Linked DNA regions of Homo sapiens: region 1 is linked to region 2. Evidence: chromatin loops called from intact Hi-C (ENCODE). Cell type or tissue: breast epithelium. All regions are shown on one strand. Links, peaks and the distances in the headings refer to the core of each region. The heading gives the core; the rest is flanking DNA.

Region 1 (10,669 bases), core at 3,597-6,096, 60 kb before region 2:
GAGGCTGAGGCGAGCAGATCACCTGAGGTCAGGAGTTCGAGACCAGCCTGGCCAACGTGGCAAAACCCAGTCTGTACTAAAAATACAAAAAGCCAGGTGTGGTGGCGCATGCCTGTAATCCCTACTTGGGACTAATCAGCTACTTGGGAGGCTGAGGCAGGAGAATCGCTTGAACCCAGGAGGTGGAGGTTGCAGTGAGCCGAGATTGTGCCACTGCACTCCAACCTGGGTGACAGAGTGAGACCCAGTCTCAAAAGTAAATAAATAAAAAATGATAATAATAAAACACTGGATCCCTTCTTGCCTCTTCAGTGTCTTATGGAAGCCCAGGACATAAAGCAAAAACAGAGCTGCTCTGGGTGGCAGTCTAGGCCCCTTTTACTCTGTCCCCTCCTCCTTGCAGCAGTCTCTGCAAACCTAGGGTAGAATTAAAGGGCCTCCAAATCAGGTCCTATGACCCTGGGGGACCCCTGCCCAGACAGAGGAAGGAGAGGGGTGTGTGCAGAGGTGAATGTGGAAGGACAGATCACATTCCTGAGGCCATGGTGCAAAGAGCACCCCAAGTCCCAGCCCACCACCCCTACCCAGTGGCACCCTCGGTTCTTAGCCATCGAGGAGAGAGACCTCACCCAATCTGATGGCAGGAGAATCTGGAAGTAGAACTTGGAGAAACAGAGATTATTGAAATTGAACAAGGTCAGGCAATGTAGGCAGGTGGCATGGGTTTTGAGCAGGAAACACATTATGAAGTTGGCATTTGAAGATGTTCTTAAAGCTGGATGAGGGCTGGGTGTGGTGGCTTCTGCCTGTAATCCCAGCACTTTGGGAAGTTGAGGCAGGAGAATGGCTTGACCCCAGGAGTTTGAGACCACTCTGAGCAACATAGTGAGACCCAATCTCTACAAAAAATAAGAAAACTAGCTGGGTGTTGTGGCACACTCCTGTGATCCCAGCTACTTAGGAGGCTGAGGGGGGAGGGTTGCTTAAGCCCAGGGAGGTTGAGGCTGCAGTGAGCCATGATTGCACCACTGCACTCCAGCCTGGGCTACAGAATGAGTCCGTCTCCCCAAAAAGGATGAATTGGAGGAGAGCAGATGTAGGTGCCACCTGAAGGCATTGAATGGTTGTAGCAGGAGAACAAAGGGGTGAAGCCAGAAGCCTGTTGGAGTGAAGGGGAGACTCTAGAATTCAGAATAGAAAGGAAGTCAGGGCTGGGCGCGGTGACTCACGCCTGTAATCCCAGCACTTTGGGAGGCTGAGGTGGGCGGATCACTTGAAGTCAGGAGTTCAAGACCAGCCTGGCCAACATGGTGAAACCCTGTCTACTAAAAATACAAAAATTAGCCGGGGATGCTGGCATGCACATGTAATTCCAGCTACTCGGGAGGCTGAGGCAGAAGAATCTCTTGAACCCGGGAGGCGGAGGTTGCAGTGAGCAGAGATCCCACCATTGCATCCCAGCCTGGGCAACAGAGCAAGACTCTTATCTCAAAAAAAAAAAAAAAAAAAAAAAAAAACAGAAAGGAAGGAAGTCAGGTTGGAATCAACATTCCCAGGCCATGTTAAGGTGTCAGAGATGCTGTGGCTGCCAAGAAAAACTGGACAAGTGAGAGGGGGACAGTTTGAGACTTGGGTTACTAGGTTCTGGACAGAAGTTCCTGGGACATGCCTCATCCAGTTGCAAATACGGATTTAGAGAGTGGAGCCTGCGTGTCCCCAGCCTGGAGCTGTAGTTTGGAGGGGGAGATGGCTGAGTTGTTTTGCCGGGTATGGAGGAACAGAGGTGACCCCTGCCCCAGCCTGCCCTCCCTGCCCACCACCAAGCCCCCGGAGCTGGCGCCAGCTGGGCTTTGCTGCTCCCCCCCCGCCCATTGCAAAAGATGAGCAGCTGATTGGCTAATGGAGTCCTTCTGGAAGGAGTGAGAGCATTGTCAGGCACTGTGGAGGCAGCCCTGGGCCCGGCCCATTCTGGGGTTGGGGGGCCTGGGCAGGCCCCTTGTCGCCTTCCTGTTATCTCCATCCTTGCCTGCTGCAGGCAGGGGAGGGACAGGTGTCCCCTTGGGAGTTAGGAACGGCCTGCCTCCTGGAGCCGCTGTCCTCTAAAGTCATTCTGGATTAGCCAGTGGGATTGGTGCAGTCACAGCATGCGGCAGCTCTGGTGGCCACAGGGCCACAAGAGACCTTCTTTGCACTGCCCCACAGCAGAACCATCTCCTTGGGCAGCAGACACGCAGGCAGAAATCTGTCTCTATCACTCTCTCTCCCTCTGTTAGTGTTCTCTCTCTCTCCCCTCCCCCCGCCTTATCTATCCCTCTCTTCTCTCCCCTCCCCTCTCTCCCTCTCCCGACTTCAGCACTTTGCATCACGCTTGAATTAGCTTGAATCAGCCAGGGCAGCCATAAATGGCAGCGTGCAGCCTGCAGGGCGTGAGCTTGGTTCACTGTGTCTCCCAGCTACTGCAGCCTGGCCGGGCCCCTCAGCTTGGCCTCCGGGGCACCCTGGTCCTAGGCTCCTAGCACTGGGGAGGCTGTCAGGAGGCACGTCCCGTTTGCCTTCCCCCTCCCGCCTCCACCTCCTCCATTGGAGGGAAAAGCTGAATTAGAAAATTATCCCAGAACATGACATTAAAATGTGGTCTCTATTCAGTCATAAAATGCTGAGACTCTGATCAGTGAAGTGATGGAGCTTGGGCTCAGCCCAGCCTGCCCTGGGGACCAGCCAGGGTGACGCCAGCTGCCTGTCTCAATTCACTGTTTCCATGAAATTGATTGACTTTCATCAGAAACATGATGTATTCATTTGCCAGGGCTGCTATAACAAAACACCACAGACCGGGCACCTTCAGCAACAGACGTTTCTTTTCCCAGAGTTCTGCAGACTGGAGGGCCAAGTTCAGGGTGTCCGCAGGTTCGGGTCCTCCTAAGCCCTGTCTCGCTGGCTTGCAGTTGGCCGCCTTCTCCGCCTCCTCACATGGTCTTTCCTCTGTGCACTCACAACTCTCATGTCTCTGTGTGTGTCCGAGTTTCCTCTTATAAGGACAGCAGTCCTTGGGTTAGGGCCCACCCTAATGGCTTCATTTTAACTTAATCACCTCTTTAAAGGCCCTGTTTCCAAATAGAGTCAGGCTGAGAGGTAGTTGGGGCCAAGGCTTCAGCATATGAATTGGGGCGTGGAACACAGTTCAGCCCATGAGCCGAGTAGCCTGAACACTCCTGGGACCAAGGGCATGGACAGGAACTCCGCGGTGATGATGGCCTTGGGTGAGGTTTGAGTCAGCGCTCGAGCAGCTGCTCTGTTCCGTTTCCTTTGAGACCTCAGGAAGAATCAGCTGCGTACTCTGTTGGGTTCGTGCCGCCTCCAGGAAATGATCCTGGTCGCACCCACCATGGCACAGCTGCCTGATGGTGGGGAGGACTCAGACCATGAGACCCTGGAGAGATTGCCTTTGGCTGGCCGCACCTTCACGGATTCATTCAACGCTGAGCTGAAGGCCAGGTGCCTTTAGCATCGCAGTTTGGGCCTTTATCATCTCTCCCCTGAGCTCTGTACCCTCTTCTCATAGTTCCTCCTGCCTCTTCTCTTGCCCCATTGCAATCCTCCCACCTCAGCCTCCCAAGTGCAGCTCTCACTCTGTTTGTCCGTGTTTATTTTTTTCGTTTAAAAAATTTGTATTGACACCTGTTTATTTTTTATTTTTATTTATTTTTTTAGAGGCAGGGTCTCCCACTGTCACTCAGTTGGAGTACAGTAACATCATCATAGCTCACTGCAGCCTCAAACTCCTGGACTCAAGCGATCCTCCCACCTCAGCCTCCGAAGTATCTGGGGCTACAAGCACATGCCACCACCCCCGGCTAATTTGTTAATTTTTTATAGAGATGGGGGTCTCACTTCATTGCCCAGGTTGGTCTCAAACCCCTGGCATCAAGCAGCCCTCCCACCATGGCCTCCCAAAGTACTGGCATTACAGGTGTGAGCCACCGCGCCCAGCCTTGTTTATCCCTGTTTGAAAGTTTCAGGTGGCTTCTCACTTCCTGAGGAATGAAACCAAACGCTTTAGTGTCCTGTATATGATCTCTGTGGTTGCAGACCCTGCATTTCTGCACACTGTTTCTTTCTTTCTTTTTTTCTTTTTGAGATAGAGTCACGCTCTGTCACCCAGGCTGGAGTGCAGTGGTGCGATCTCGGCTTACTGCAACCTCCGCCTCCTGGGTTCAAGAGATTCTCCTCCCTCAGCCTCCCAAGTAGCTGGGATTACAGGCACCCGCCACCACACCTAGCTAATTTTTGTATTTTTTTAGTAGAGAGGGGGTCTCACCGTGTTGGCCAAGCTGGTCTTGAACTCCTGGCCTCAAATGATCCACCTGCCTTAACCTCCCAAAGTGCTGGGATTACAGGCATAAGCCACAACACCCAGCCTCTGCACACTATTTCTGACTGTGTCACACCCACCCTGCAATCATACCCAAGTCTGTAGAGCCACTGGAAGAGCCGAGGTGTTCCGTGCCTCCATGCCTTTACATGGGCTGTGCACTCTGCCCAGATGCCCTTCTCTCTACATCTGCCTGGCAAGCCCATCTCGGACCCAGCGTGGCTTTCTCATCCACTCTGAGGCCTTCTTTGCTCCCTGCAGACACAGCTGAGCTCCCTTTCCTCCAGGCCCCCACCGTGCACACTCCTGAAAACATAGCTGCAAATTTGATTGTGCCAAAGCGGAAGGAAAGATGGGCGTGCTATGAGGGAGGCACGAAGGTAAAATCCTTAGTGCCAGCTCTCTGTTGAGCACAGCCTTAGACGATGGAGCTCTGGTATTTCGCACAAGGTTTTGCTTTATCCCTTCCCATCCCGTTGCACACACACACACACACACACACACCTGAAGCTAAAGAGCCACCCCTTGCAGAAGGGTTTGTGTCTTTGTCTCCATTGCACTGTGTCTGAAACCGGCACTTCTTACTACTGGAGTCAGCACTTTCACTTTTCTGTTGTGTCCACACTTTTATAAAATCAGGGCAAAATGCAGTCAACACTGGTGGTTTTATTGTTTTATTTTGTTTTGTTTTGTTTTTGAGACGGAGTTTCGCTCTTGTTGCCCAGGCTGGAGTGCAATGGCTTGATCTTGGCTCACTGCAACCCCCACCTCCCGGGTTCAAGCGATTCTCCTGACTCAGCCTCCCAAGTAGCTGGGATTACAGGTGCCTGCCACCATGCCCAGCTAATTTTTTTTATTTTTTAGTAGACCCAGGGTTTCACTATGTTGTCCAGGCTGGTCTCGAACTGCTGACCTCAGGTGATCCACCCACCTCAGCCTCCCAAAGTGCTGGGATTACAGGCCCCCGGCCCCCGTTATTTTTTAAAAAAGTAAAACACCACAGCCAGAAGCAGGGAGGCTGAGGCAGGCAGATCCCTTGGGCCCAGGAGTTCAAGCCCAGCCTGGGCAACATGGCAAAACCTCATCTATACCAAAAATACACAAATTAGCCAAGCCTCGTGGCCCATGTCTGTAGTCCCAGGTACTAGGGAAGCTGTGGTAGGAGGATTGACGGAGCCTGGAAGGGCAAGGATGCAGTGAGCCGAGATCGCATCACTCTACCAACAGCCTGGGTGACAGTAAGACCCTGTCTCAATAATAACAATAATAATAATTGGAATTCATTCAATTATTATTAGTATATTCTTTAAAAGCCTAACAAGTTACCCAGATAAAAGTGAGGATGTTATTTCCAGTAGAAGCCCAGGTGTGAGGCCCTGGGATGCCTCTATGAGGTGCAGTTTGATAACCACTCAAAAAAACATTCCATGGCTATCCAACCCTTGACTTCAGCAGAGCTGAGATTTGATGCAGGCAAATTTGAGATGTTCTTGGCCTGCAAAGTCTGAGTGTGGTGAGTGGTGGACAGGAGAGGTGTCAGTGGATGGCGGACACCGTGGTCCAGGGGCTGTGGGAGTTGGAATGGAGCGGTTCTCAGGCAGGGAAAGGCAGGGTGGAATGGCCTCAGGACAAGCACATGGTAGGGGAGGGGGCTCTCCAACGAGTCTCTCCACCCGGGCCCACTCTAGGCAGCTCACTGCTCTGGTCCCAGAGGGTCCTTGTCCCCCAAGCAGAAATTGGGCTCCTGGGCCTATGCCCCCGCCCATCCAGATAAGTAGATGGAAGGGGGAGGGTTTGACCGCCCCAACTGGGGCCACGGGATTCAAGGGACAACTTCCAAAAGAACAGGGGATTTCTGCACAGACAACAAAATAAATGGCCAATTGAGCAGTGTTTTCAAGCTTTTTTTAATTAGGTGTCACAATAAGAAAGAAATTTTAAATTACATCCTGTATATAAAGTCACACAGCTACACCAGAAGTTTTTTGTTGTGTTGTTGTTTTGTTTTCTTTTGTTTGAGACAGGCTTTCACTCTTTCACCTAGGCTGGAGTGTAGTGGTGTGATCTCGGCTCACTGCAGCCTTGACCTCCTGGGCTCAAGTGATCCTCCCACCTCAGCCTCAGCTGGGACTACAGGCACATCCCACCATGCCCAGCTAATTTTTGTAATTTTTTTGTAGAAATGAGGTTTGACATGTTGCCCAGGGCGGTCTCAAACTCCTGGGCTCAAGCAGTCCACTTGCCTCAGCCTCCCAAAGTGCTGGGATTACAGGCGTGAGCCACCTCACCTGGCCCCAGAAGTTTTATAAACCAGTATCTAACTCTACCACACACAAAACACTGTTTGTCTTTAATTTCTTTTTCTTTTTTTTTTTTTTTTTTGAGACAGATCTCAAAAAAAAATCCAGTCTGTTGCCCAGGCTGGATTGCAGTGGCGTGATCTCAGCTCATTGCAACTTCCGCCTCCCAGGGTCCAACGATTCTCCTGCCTCAGCCTCCCAAGTAGCTGAAGCAGTCGTGCACCACCACACCCAACTAATTTTTGTATTTTTAGTAGAGACGGGATTTCCCCATGTTGGCCAGACTGGTCTCGAACTAATGACCTCGTGATCCATCCGCCTCGGCCTCCCAAAGTGCTGGGATTACAGGCATGAGCCACCGCGCCCAGCCTTGTCTTTTATTTCATTCTGGGATACAGGGGTGTCCCCAGAGTCTTAGTGCAGTTTTAATAAATAACTTCAGATGTTTAAATGTACAAACCTACAAAACATCAGTTGAATATTTACTTATTTAAATTTCTTTTCCACTTAGTTTCCTGACAGTCAAGTGCTAGATTTTTTCATTTTAATTCTCCGCATGTGCTAGTGTCTGGAGGGACAGGCAGGCAAAGGACCCCTTTCCTGGGCTGAATTGACCTCCCTTGAGGTCACGTGTGCACAAAATCCAGTTCTTTGGAACCTGGTGAAGCTGGAATCACCAGTGCAATCTTTTCCCGTCACTGACCAACAGTCGATAAAAGGTTTTTCGAAGTTTGAACAACTAGAGCCATGTATAGCACTAGAGGGGGTACTGTAAGAATCTGAGTGAGAGATATCAAGGTATTTTAAATGTAAATAACCTTTCAAATGTCATTTTTTGGTACATTTGTAGTATCTATACTTCTGAAGTTATTAAAGCCTCAAACTTCACCAAGACTTTGGTCGCCCATTTTTTTTTTTTTTTAACAATACTAGTAAGGCCTTCTCATTTGCTTTCCTGACCCATCAATGGGTCATGACCACAGCTTTTTAAAAATCAGACTTCCAGGCCGGGCGCGGTGGCCCACACCTGTAATCCCAGCAGTTTGGGAGGCCGAGACGGGCGGATCACCTGAGGTCGGGAGTTCGAGACCAGCCTGACCAACATGGAGAAACCCCATCTCTACTAAAAATACAAAATTAGCCAGGTGTGGTGGCACATGCCCATAGTCCCAGCTACTCGGGAGGCTGAGGCAGGAGAGTCGCTTGAACCTGGGAGGTGGAGGCTGCAGTGAGGCAAGATCGTACCATTGCACTCCAACCTGGGCAACAAGAGTGAAACTGTCTCAAAAAAAAAAAAAGAAAAAATCAGACTTCCAAAGTCAAGTACAATTTTTTTTTTCTTTTGGTGACAGGGTCTTACTCTTGCCCAGGCTGGAATGCAGTGGCACCCCCATGGCTTACTACAGCCTCAACCTCTTGGGCTCAAGCGACGCACCTGCCTCGGCCTCCCAATGTGCTGTGATTACAGGTGTGAGCCACTGTGCCTGGCCCAGAATCTAAATGTGTACCAGCCTCTCTGTGCTCAGGAGGGCTTGGGCACGTCAGCTGATACTGGGTCCTTTGGGGATACGGATCTGCCCTGGCTCATGGACTCCTCGCCCTGGAGTGCAATTATTTGTTTGTCTTTCCTACTGGACCACGAGCTCCGTAAGGCAGGGACTGTGCTCATTGTTGCTGTTGTTTTTCATTTAATCTTTGTGTCCTTTGCACATAATAGGAGAACTGGCCTCCTGTCTATTCTTGATATTGGGCTTAGTTCCGGGGCCGTGCCCTGAATAGGTCAGTGACTGTTTGCCTGTCATTAAAGAGAGACATCAACCATGAGAAAAACCAACTGTTTTTCTGTCCATGCACACAACACTCCACAGAACCCTTCACTTCTGATACCAAATATGCAGCCAGCCCCACCCCTGCAACCAACACCTTCTCCAGCCACCCAGACACCAAGTGGGTGTCCTCCCGTTCAACTCTGACATTAACTGCCTGGAATCAGTGCAGACCCCACAGGTTAGGGCCCAGTCCCACAGACTGCCCCCTACTTCAGGGGCCAATCACAAGTATCAGGTCCCCTCGTTCCCCACACTTTGGTCCTACTTGCCTACAAATCAAGGGTTCCATGAACCCCTCCTCAAGTTGAGTAATTTGCTACAGCGTCTTACGGAGCTCAGGGAAGCACTTATGTTAACTGGTTTATTAGAAAGGAAGTGATAAAGGCTACAGATGAACAGCCAGATGGAGGTACCTAAGTAGAGTAAGGTCCAGTAGGGTCCTGAATGCAGGAGCTTCCGTCCCCATGGAGTTGGGGTACGCTACCCCCTGCGCACGGGAATGCATTCAGCAGCCTGGAAGCTCTCCAAACCCTATCGGGATGTTGACGGAGGCCTCATCACATAGGCGTCATCGATTCTTAACTCAATCTCCAGCTCCTCTCCAGTCTCTGGAGGAAGCTGGGGGGTGGTGGGGCTGAAAGTTCCAAGCTCCTCATTGCAGCTTGATCTCTCTGGTGATCAGCCCACCCAGGAGTTACCTCATTAGAACAAAAGACACTCCTGTCACCCGGGAAATTCCAACGGACTTAGGAGCTCTGTGCCAGGGACTGGGATCAAAACCAAATGTTAGAACAAAACATGCTGCTAGCACCCCTGTAACTTAGGAAATTCAAGGGACTTAGGAGCTCAGTGTCAGGGCTGGGCATGGTGGCATGCACCTGTGATCCCAGCTATTCCAGAGGCTGAGGCAGGAGGATCGCTTGAGCCCTGGAGGTCAAGACTGCAGTGAGCCGTGATTGCACCACTGCACTCCAGTCTGGGCAACAGAGCAAGATCCTGTCTCAAAAAACAAACAAAATAAAAACTGTGTCAAGAACTGGGGGCCGAAACCAAATATATATATATTTAGGATGTTACATTCTTTCTACTTTTTTTTTTCCAAGTGATCCTTCTGCCTCAGCCTTCTAAGTAGGTGGGATCACAGGTGCGTGCCACCATGCACAGCTAATTTTTAAATTTTCAGTAGAGGCGAGGTGTGCACTATGTTGCCAGGCTGGTCTTGAACTTCTGGGCTCAAGCAGCCCTCCCACCTCAGCCTCCCAAAGTGCTGAGATTGCAGGCATGAGCCACCACACCTGGCCTCTTACTTTTTTTTTCTTTTTTAGAATATATAAGAAAATAAATAAAGAAAAAATGGGGTCTTTGGATCTGACTGTCCAAAGACACCATTAGCATTTAAAAAATATATTTAGTCATTCATGCATATTAATGGAAAGTCCAAATTATACTGAACTCTATAAGACGGAAAGGAAAAGCTGCCCCCCAAGCTCCTTTCCCAAGAGGTAGCCACTGCTGACAGTTTCTCGTGGGCCCTTCCAAAAAACAAACCTTTTCTCTGCATTTTCGAGCACATGCGTGCATTTCCACTTTGCCATTTACAGCAAGATGACTGCGCTGCTCACGTGGGGCTGCTGCTTGCATTTTTCCCTCGATTTATCTTGATGTACTTTTCATGTCAGCACCTATCAACGCCTCCTTTTTTTTTTTTTTTCTTTTTTTAAGATGCAGTCTTGCTGTGTCACTAGGCTGGAGTGCAATGGCGCAATCTTGGCTTACTGCAACCTCCACCTCCCGGGTTCAAGCGATTCTCCTGCCTCAACCTCCTGAGTAGCTGGGATTAAAGGCACCTGCCACAACACTCGGCTAATTTTTTTTTGTATTTTTAGTAGAGACGGGGTTTTGCCATGTTGGCCAGGCTGGTCTCGAATTCCCAACCTCAGCTGATCCACCCACCTAGGCCTCCCAAAATTCTGGGATTACAGGCGTGAGCGACCGCACCCGGTCCCCAGTTCTGTCTTTTCAACTGCACGCGGTCAGAGTCATTATATAAAAATCCTGATGGACATTTCTCCAGTCTGGAGCAGATCCCTAGAAGTGGGTTTGCTGTGTCAAATGGAGCGGCTCCTCTTCCTGCCCCCGGAAGAGGCCTGCCCACTCCGACCTCAGCC
Region 2 (8,790 bases), core at 1,290-3,789:
CGCTATTGAGTAGCTGCTGAAACAGCCATTGTTCCTGCCCCTTGGCTCTTTCAGGTCCACCTGGCTTATGTGTGAGAGACTTTTTTTGGGTTTTTTTTGTTCTGTTTTTTTGAAAAGCCAGTACCAAAAGCTTACATAATTGTATGATTGCATTCAAATAACATTCTTGAAATGATAAAATTATAAAAATACAGAACAGATGAGTGGTGTTTCTAGGGGTTGAGGAGGGGGTGGTGTAGGAAGAAAGTGGCTGTGGCTATAAAAGGACAACATGAGGGACCCTTGTGGTGACTGTTCTATGTCTTTTTTTTTTTTTTTTAATTCACATCTTTATTTATCCTAAACCTTTTAGGTTTAGGGTGTGATGGGAATCTTTTTTTTTTTTTTTTTTTTTTTTTAGTATTTATTGATCATTCTTGGGTGTTTCTCGGAGAGGGGGATTTGGCAGGGTCATAGGACAATAGTGGAGGGAAGGTCAGCAGATAAACATGTGAACAAAGGTCTCTGGTTTTCCTAGGCAGAGGGCCCTGCGGCCTTCCGCAGTGTTTGTGTCCCTGGGAACTTGAGATTAGGGAGTGGTGATGACTCTTAACGAGCATGCTGCCTTCAAGCATCTGTTTAACAAAGCACATCTTGCACCGCCCTTAATCCATTCAACCCTGAGTGGACACAGCACATGTTTCAGAGAGCACGGGGTTGGGGGTAAGGTCATAGATCAACAGGATCCCAAGGCAGAAGAATTTTTCTTAGTACAGAACAAAATGGAGTCTCCTATGTCTACTTCTTTCTACACAGACACAGTAACAATCTGATCTCTCTTTCTTTTCCCCACATTTCCCCCTTTTCTATTCGACAAAACCGCCATCGTCATCATGGCCCGTTCTCAATGAGCTGTTGGGTACACCTCCCAGATGGGGTGGCGGCCGGGCAGAGGGGCTCCTCACTTCCCAGACGGGGCGGCGGTCAGAGGCGCCCCCGACCTCCCAGACGGGGCGGCGGCTGGGTGGGGGCTACCCCCACCTCCCGGACGGGGAGGCTGGCCGGGCGGGAGGACTTTTCTTTTTTTGAAACGGAGTCTCGTTTTGCCATCCAGGCTGGAGTGCAGTGGCGTGATCTCAGCTCCGTGTGAGACTTTTCTGACACTGTCTGTGGTCCTGTCTTCCTAGGCTCAGGATTCTTTTTTTTTCCAGGGGTCTTGTTAGACCTTTGGAACACTGCCAGGAAGCAGGGTCCTCTGACCTTGGAACTCACAGATCCCTCCTTCTCTCATTTCCGCCACCCACCAGAGTAAAGGATCTTTCCAGGGGAAGGACAATGATGGTAAGAAGTAGTAAAGTCCTTCCCCCTCATAACTTCTCCAAGATTGATCTGTTTCACTACATCTTGAACATGAAACCAAATCTTAACTGCTGGAGGTATGGGGGTGGGGTGGAGAGGGAAACAAATAACATTTCAAAATAGTATATAATTGTATTCAAAAGCATGACAGGCGTAGAAAAGGGATGCGGCTGTTCATGCCCTGAGGTACTAACAGTAGATTCTTTGAAGGGACTGGGATAATAGGAGGTTGCTATCCTTTCATGTTTTAAGGCAGTTTCTGCTTTTTCCGTAATAAGCACACATTGCTTTTATAAAAATAAAAATAATTCATAAAAGTTCACTTCTGAAGACTCAGGAGAAAAAGACTCAGCTTAGGTAACCCCTACATACCAAAGTATCCCCCCGAGCAGAACTGCCTCCCTAGGCTGTCACCACTGCCTCGCACACGTATGACTAATATCATACCGATGACACTTTAAGGCAGCTGCTTATACTCATGTCTGTTTCTCTTATAGACTGTGAGCCTCTTAAAACCAGTGACCATTGCTTTTTTTATCTTTAATCTCTAGCAGATACCTCTGAATGCCTGTCATGTCATGGCTACTCAATGAATATTGCAGAATAAACATTGCATTGTGTTGTCAAGTTCTCGTAGAACTTTCCATAAGATGTCTCATTTAGTTGGTTTGTTGTTGTTATTGTTGTTGTTGTTTTGAGACAGAGTCTCTCTTTGCTGCCCAGACTGGAGTGCAGTGATGCGATCCCTGCTCACTGCAACCTCCACCTCGCAGGCTCAAACAATTCTCCTGCCTCAGCCTCCAGAGTAGCTGGGATTACAGGCGTGCACCACCACACCCAGCCGTTTGTATTTTTAGTAGAGACAGGGTTTCGCCATGTTGGCCAGGCTGGTCTCGAATTCCTGACCTCAAGTGATCCGCCTGCTTCAGCCTCCCAAAGTGCTGGGATTACAGGCGTAGGACATCTAACTTTCAAACCAGCTGACTGGCATTCTGGCCCACAGTGAATTCAGCTAGGCGAAGGGCATCTCTGAGAATGCTGGGGACCTGTCTGTTCAGGGGGAGCTCTGGAAGCTGTATCCAGCCACTGAAGTATGATGAGCAGCAACTGACTCATTTTCCTTCTGTTTTCTCTCGAGTCCCAGAACATAATAACATCCCCACTAGAATCTCCCCACTAAGATTGAGGTGGCTGAAAACCACCACACAGGCTTTGATTTGAGAAAAGAACACTCAGAATAACAAGAGAAAATGGATTTCTGCCATTTTTTTCCAGCATACAAAGATAATTAAGGCAATCATACAGCTTTTAGTCATGGAAGCAGCGTATAGACACATCTAAAGTCAAAGTAAAGTCGTAAAAATAAAGCATTCATTCACTTTTAGAAAACTTTCAGGATTTTCCAAGGAAGATAAACTTTGGAGTTTGTTTTTTGTTTTTGTTTTTTTTGAGACAGAGTCTTGCTGTATCACTCAGGCTGGAGTGCAGTGGTACGATCTCAGCTCACTGCAACCTCTGCCTCCCGAGTTCAAGCGATTCTCCTGCCTCAGCCTCCCAAGTAGCTGGGATTACAGGCATGCACCACCATGCCCAGCTAATTTTTGTATTTTTAATAGAGATGGGGTTTCACCATGTTGGCCAGGCTGGTCTCGAACTCCTGACCTCAGGTGATCCACCCCCCACCCCCACCCCCGGCCTCCCAAAGTGCTGGGATTACAGGCGTGAGGCACCACGCCTGGCCAACTTTAGAGTTGGAAAAGAAAAAGCAGAATGGCTGGTTTCTATCTCACATAAGACAGGAGACCCCGAAGAACTGATCAAATACCAAAAGGAGGCTGGAATAGCCCTCGTGGACACCAAGGGGGTCTTGGGAACTCCAGGCCCAGCTAACAATGTGGGGCACAGGAGGCAGGAGCAGTTCAAGGTAGAGAGCTCCACAGCAGGGAGTGGAGAGGGACACAGGGCAGAGCGAAGTGTTAGTTTGTCCTCCTTTCAAGGAGAAGCAGCATCAAAGCTGTGGGAACCAAACATGTAACCTGGAAGAGGAAAGCTCACCCAGCCAGGGGGCCTGAGATAAAATGAGGGCAAAGTTGATGGTGGGGACTGAGAAAGAGCCCAGGACTTAAGGACGTAAGTAGAGGCGATTCTGTGTGACCAGCCATTCCCACATACCAGGCGCAACTCACCTGCAGCCACTTCCGCTCGCTCTCCATGCCATAGAAGGCGGGAGCCCAGGTGCAAAATTATTTAGCGAATCAAAGGAGTCTTTTCAGCTCTTTTCTTATCCTCCTCCATAAAATAATCTTCTACTCATACTGGCTTTGTTAGTGAGTGACCTTTCCTTGGGGTATTTTTTCAAAATTCAGTTTCAGCCTCTTCAATATCCTAGTCAACTTCAACATTCCTGTGTTATCTCTCGTACTGTATTCTTGGAAAATACCGCTCTCTGGCCAATAGGTGTTTCATGGCTGCAGGCATAAACGAACTTTGAACCTTTTGCCATTTCTTCACTTCCAGGTTCCCCTTGGTGATGTACACTGAAGAATATAGAAGGCAGCTGGGCCTGGGGGCACATGCACCTGTAGTCCCAGCTACTCAGGAGGCCAAGGCAGGAGACTCGTTTGAGCCCGGGAGGTCGAGGCTGCAATGAGCTGTGAACGTGCCACCAGCCTAGACAACAGAGACTCAGTCTCAAAAAAAAAGAAAATATATATATACAGAGAGGGAGGATGTTGCCAGATAACTATTTTCCTGTTTCTTTTATTGTGCGATTCTTGTTCATGATAAATTGATTGATTGATTTTTAATTATTATTATTATTTGAGATGGAGTTTCGCTCTTGTTGCCCAGGCTGAAGTGCAATGGCACGATCTCGGTTCACCGCAACCTCCGCCTTCCAGGTTCAAGCGATTCTTCTGCCTCAGCCTCCCGAGTAGCTGGGATTACAGGCATGTGCCACCATGCCCGGCTAATTTTGTATTTTTAGTAGAGATGGGGTTTCTCCATGCTGGTCAGGCTGGTCTCGAACTCCCGACCTCAGGTGATCCACCCACCTCGGCCTCCCAAAGTGCTGGGATTACAGGCGTGAGCCACCACGCCTGGCCATTATTATTATTTTTTAATTGAGATGGAGTCTTGCTCTGTCACCCAGGCTGGAGTGCAGTAGTGCTATCTCAGCTCACTGCAACCTCTGCCGCCCAGGTTCGAGCAACTCTCGTGCCTCAGCCTCCGGAATAGCTGGGATTACAGGTGCGTGCCAACACACCAAACTAATTTTTTTTGCATTTTTAGTAGAGACGGGGTTTTGCCATGTTGGCCAGGCTGGTCTTGAACTCCTGACCTCAGGTGATCTGCCCGCCTCGGCCTCCCAAAATGCTGGCTCTATAGGCATGAGCCACCTCACCCAGCCAATAAATTCATTTATTAAAGTGCAACATTTTATATTTTTACTTCCCTAGTAGATCAGAATTATGCAGTTAAGTCGCTTTTTGTTTTGGTATGACCCATGATTAATTTGCCTGTGCCTCTGGACTAGAAGTCATTAATAGAAGAAAGCCTTCCCACACCCCAGCCCAGCTCACAGGGTCAGGACCACACAGGGCCGAACGCGTTGAATATGGGGCACTCAGCATATGGATACAATTTGAGCATTTAGTAAATACTGTGCATGAGAATAAGGAAATGTCTATCTCAACACCCACAGCCCTAGCAATCACAGGTGTATTTAATTATAGGGAATTAAATGAAACTTAATTACATAATTTTGTCACTACCTGGATTATTGCTGTGACTTCCTGCAAAACCTAAAGGAGTCATCAATCAATTGTAGATTTGCGGTTGAATAGGCCTTCCAGGAGTCACTGCGCCATTCCTGCTGCTAGACAGGGTTCCAGAGAGGAGTGCATTACCTCTTCAGGGTCAGTGTGGCCACTAAGCAGACGGCCAGCTGTCCATGCTATGTGTGGCCTGAGATGTGTGATGTCAAAAACCACCCCTGCCTCATCATCTCTCCCCGCCACGGCCAAGTTAAGGTGCCTGCCAGCCAGGCAGCTACATCCATGAAAATGTTCGAGATAGGGAAAATGTCATTCAGCAGAATTCCTCTCTGCCGAGGGCTGCCGGAGTTTGGAAGGGAAGTTTCCATAGGCTTCTTGAGGCTGGGGGTTGGGAAGTGGAGGTCAGGGTGAATCCACCAAGAGGCTTTGCTGGGTAACAAGAGCTGTTTGTTAAACCGGGTGAACAGCTTGGTTTTTGCTGAATGGCCCACGTGAGCTTAGAGGTTACACTGAGTAGTCAGACCAAGGGGAGTGGTGAGCCTCACACACACCCACACAGCACTCAGACCTTCTACTAGGCAAATGTGGAATGAATTGATCAAGAATGTGTTCTTCACTCACTCAGGTTTCTCACTCTGTGTTGAGTGGCATTCTTTCAGAATGGATATTTTGGGGGTGTCTTCCCAGTTCATGAACCAATAACCCCCTCTTTCTCTTGAAAGTGTCCTCCTCCCATGCACAGAGTGGGCCCCAGAATGTCATGTAGTATGTGACCGAGACCCCTGGAAAGGGATGGAGATAGGACCCAAGGGGGCCACAGTCTTCTGCTAGAGTGAAAAATTGGGAGAAAAGGGAGTCCACAGTCCCCAGTACAGGTGTTATGGGGTGGCCATCTTCCACCAGCCTGTGGGTTGGAGAGCAGAGGAGGCCTGTCTGCAGAGACAGAAAGAGTAGAAGAAAGCTGATTCAGAGGGAGAGGTGAGATAGAGACAAAGCCTTAGAGAGCGATTCCTGGTTCCAAGCCCCCCCAGAGGCTCAACTACTTCCTGCTCTTGGGTTCCTTGAAACACTTTCTATTCTTATAATAAATTTTTCCTTTTCTTTTTCTTAGTTGAAAATGAAAAATACAGAAAGAATTAGGGTTTGAAGCCCATTAGCCTTTTCGGGATGCTCCATATCTCAGTCCAACCCTGTCCTGAGGCCCATCTCTCCTTTCTGGTTAGAAATATCTCTCATCCAAGCTACTTCTTTGAGTCATATAACAAAGGCAGAGGCATTTTCTATGCAAGTCCAGTTAAAAATGTGTGTGTTTAGGCCAGACGCGGTGGCTCACGCCTTTAATACCAACATTCTGGGAGGCCAAGGGTGGAGGATCACTTGAGGTGAGGAATTTGAGACCAGCCTGGGTAACAGAGTGAGATCCAGTCTCTAAACACACACAAGTGCTCGCGCACGCGTGCACACACACACACACACACACACACACACACAGAGATTAGCTGGGCATGGTGGTGCATGCCTGTAGTCCCAGCTACTCGAGAGGCTGAGGCCACAGGATCGCTTGAGCCCAGGAGTTTGAGGCTGTAGTGAGCTGTGATTGTGCCACTGCACTCCAACCTGGGCGACAGAGCAAGACTCTGTCTCTTAAAGAAAAAAAAAAAAAAAAAATTGGGCGCGGTGGCTCACGCCTGTAAAATCCCAGCACCTTGGGAGGCCAAGGTGGGCAGATCACGAGATCAAGAGATCAAGACCATTCTGGCCAACATGGTGAAACCCCATCTCTACTAAAAATACAAAAAAAAAAAAGAGCCAGGCGTGGTGGCATGCGCTGTAATCCCAGCTACTCGGAAGGCTGAGGCAGGGGAATTGCTTGAACCAGGGAGATGGAGGGTGCAGTGAGCCAAGATCGCGCCACTGCACTCCAGCTTGGGTGACAGAGCCAGACTCCGTCTCAAAAAAAAAAAAAAAAAGAAGGGTTTCAAGGAGGAAGGATCCCTGGGAGGTAAGGAGGAAGAACTGTCAGCTGTCAGCCCTTTCCTAACACCCTTGGGAAGTTTAGGCTTCAGTTTCAAGGTCAGAATAGAGAGTGCCCCCGCTGGAGACCCTGAATAAATGTGTTGCTTTGAGGCTGAGAAAGGCTGGAAATACCACCCAGGGTCAGCTGCAGCTCAGGCTAGGAGGCCTTAATGGAGGAAGGGCTTGCATAGGTAATCAGCCTGCTTCCCATATTGCCTTGGCCGGCCCTGCCTTTCTCCAGTGATCAAAGACCTTTGTTTCCTGCCTCGAATAACAATAATCGTGTATCACATAGGTCCAAGGTCTGTGTCTTATTCCAATTTGTATTCCCAGTGCCTGCACAGCACACTGCACAGAATAGACATTTAGTAAACGTTTGTCGGATGAGATGCTCTCCTGTATGTCCTATGTACATATCTCAAATTCTATTCCGCTTTTGTTTGAATCTATTTTCTGGCCAGGCACGGTGGCTCACACGTGTCATCCCAACACTTTGGGAGGCCGAGGCAGGTGGATCACTGGGCAGGTCAGGAGTTCAAGACCAGCCTGGCCAGCATGGTGAAACCCCCATCTCTACTAAAAATACAAAAATTAGCCAGGCATGGTGGCGGGTGCCTGTAATCTCAGCTACTCAGGGGGGTGGGGCAGGAGAATGACTTGAACCCAGGAGATGGAGGTTGCAGTGAGCTGAAATCGTACCACTGCACTCCAGCCTGGGTGACAGAGCAAGACTGTGTCTCAAAAAAAAAAAAAAAAACAAAAAACTACTTATGCTTCTGACCTGTTTCCACAATCTTCAGCCTTCATCAAAGGTTATCTCTGTCCCTAGGCATCAACGCACAGAGAACATTAAAGAAAGGTCTCTACAGTCCCTGGCAAAGCCTAAGTCCCAGGCACCCACAAGGGCAAGGAGGACAACCATCTATGCAGAGCCAGTGCCAGAGAACAATGCCCTCAACACACAAACCCAGCCCAAGGCCCACACCACCGGAGACAGAGGAAAGGAGGCCAACCAGGCACCGCCGGAGGAGCAGGACAAGGTGCCCCACACAGCACAGAGGGCAGCATGGAAGAGCCCAGAAAAAGAGAAAACCATGGTGAACACACTGTCACCCAGAGGGCAAGATGCAGGGATGGCCTCTGGCAGGACAGAGGCACAATCATGGAAGAGCCAGGACACAAAGACGACCCAAGGAAATGGGGGCCAGACCAGGAAGCTGACGGCCTCCAGGACGGTGTCAGAGAAGCACCAGGGCAAAGCGGCAACCACAGCCAAGACGCTCATTCCCAAAAGTCAGCACAGAATGCTGGCTCCCACAGGAGCAGTGTCAACAAGGACGAGACAGAAAGGAGTGACCACAGCAGTCATCCCACCTAAGGAGAAGAAACCTCAGGCCACCCCACCCCCTGCCCCTTTCCAGAGCCCCACGACGCAGAGAAACCAAAGACTGAAGGCCGCCAACTTCAAATCTGAGCCTCGGTGGGATTTTGAGGAAAAATACAGCTTCGAAATAGGAGGCCTTCAGACGGTGAGTTTTTGCCACCACGCCTTCCCTCTGGCTCCCAGCTCTGAAGCCCCTCCTGAGAGGAAGCCCAGCCCACCCTCTCCTCACCTCCTGGGCTCTGCTTCTAGACTTTGTCTTGTCCTGCCCCAAGCTCA

What was found. Hi-C counts contacts between places; a loop is a spot of excess contacts. Peaks named below come from ENCODE experiments on the same cell type or tissue, not always from the same donor. Only the 100,000 strongest peaks of a DNase experiment are listed, where the experiment ranks them.
Region 1: it touches region 2 in a loop (14-fold over the local background); 11 of 110 quality-filtered maps call a loop at or near these places.

Annotation. Positions count from the first base shown.
Region 1 is chr17:76,689,561-76,700,229 of GRCh38, reverse strand. All of the region lies in intron 1 of MXRA7 (matrix remodeling associated 7), which reads left to right. Among named protein-coding and RNA genes, the nearest start is that of MXRA7, 16 kb to the left of the region's middle. RefSeq lists enhancers at 1-94, 1,417-1,969, 1,970-2,523, 2,524-3,077. In breast epithelium, for the core only: no CTCF peak of the experiment used is centred there; a DNase peak (open chromatin) is centred at 4,689; H3K4me3 peaks cover 779 bases; H3K27ac peaks cover 584 bases.
Region 2 is chr17:76,628,881-76,637,670 of GRCh38, reverse strand. It overlaps ST6GALNAC1 (ST6 N-acetylgalactosaminide alpha-2,6-sialyltransferase 1), which reads left to right. Exons shown (of 9, transcript NM_018414.5): 2 at 7,960-8,659. Among named protein-coding and RNA genes, the nearest start is that of ST6GALNAC1, 10 kb to the left of the region's middle. In breast epithelium, for the core only: no CTCF peak of the experiment used is centred there; no DNase peak of the experiment used is centred there.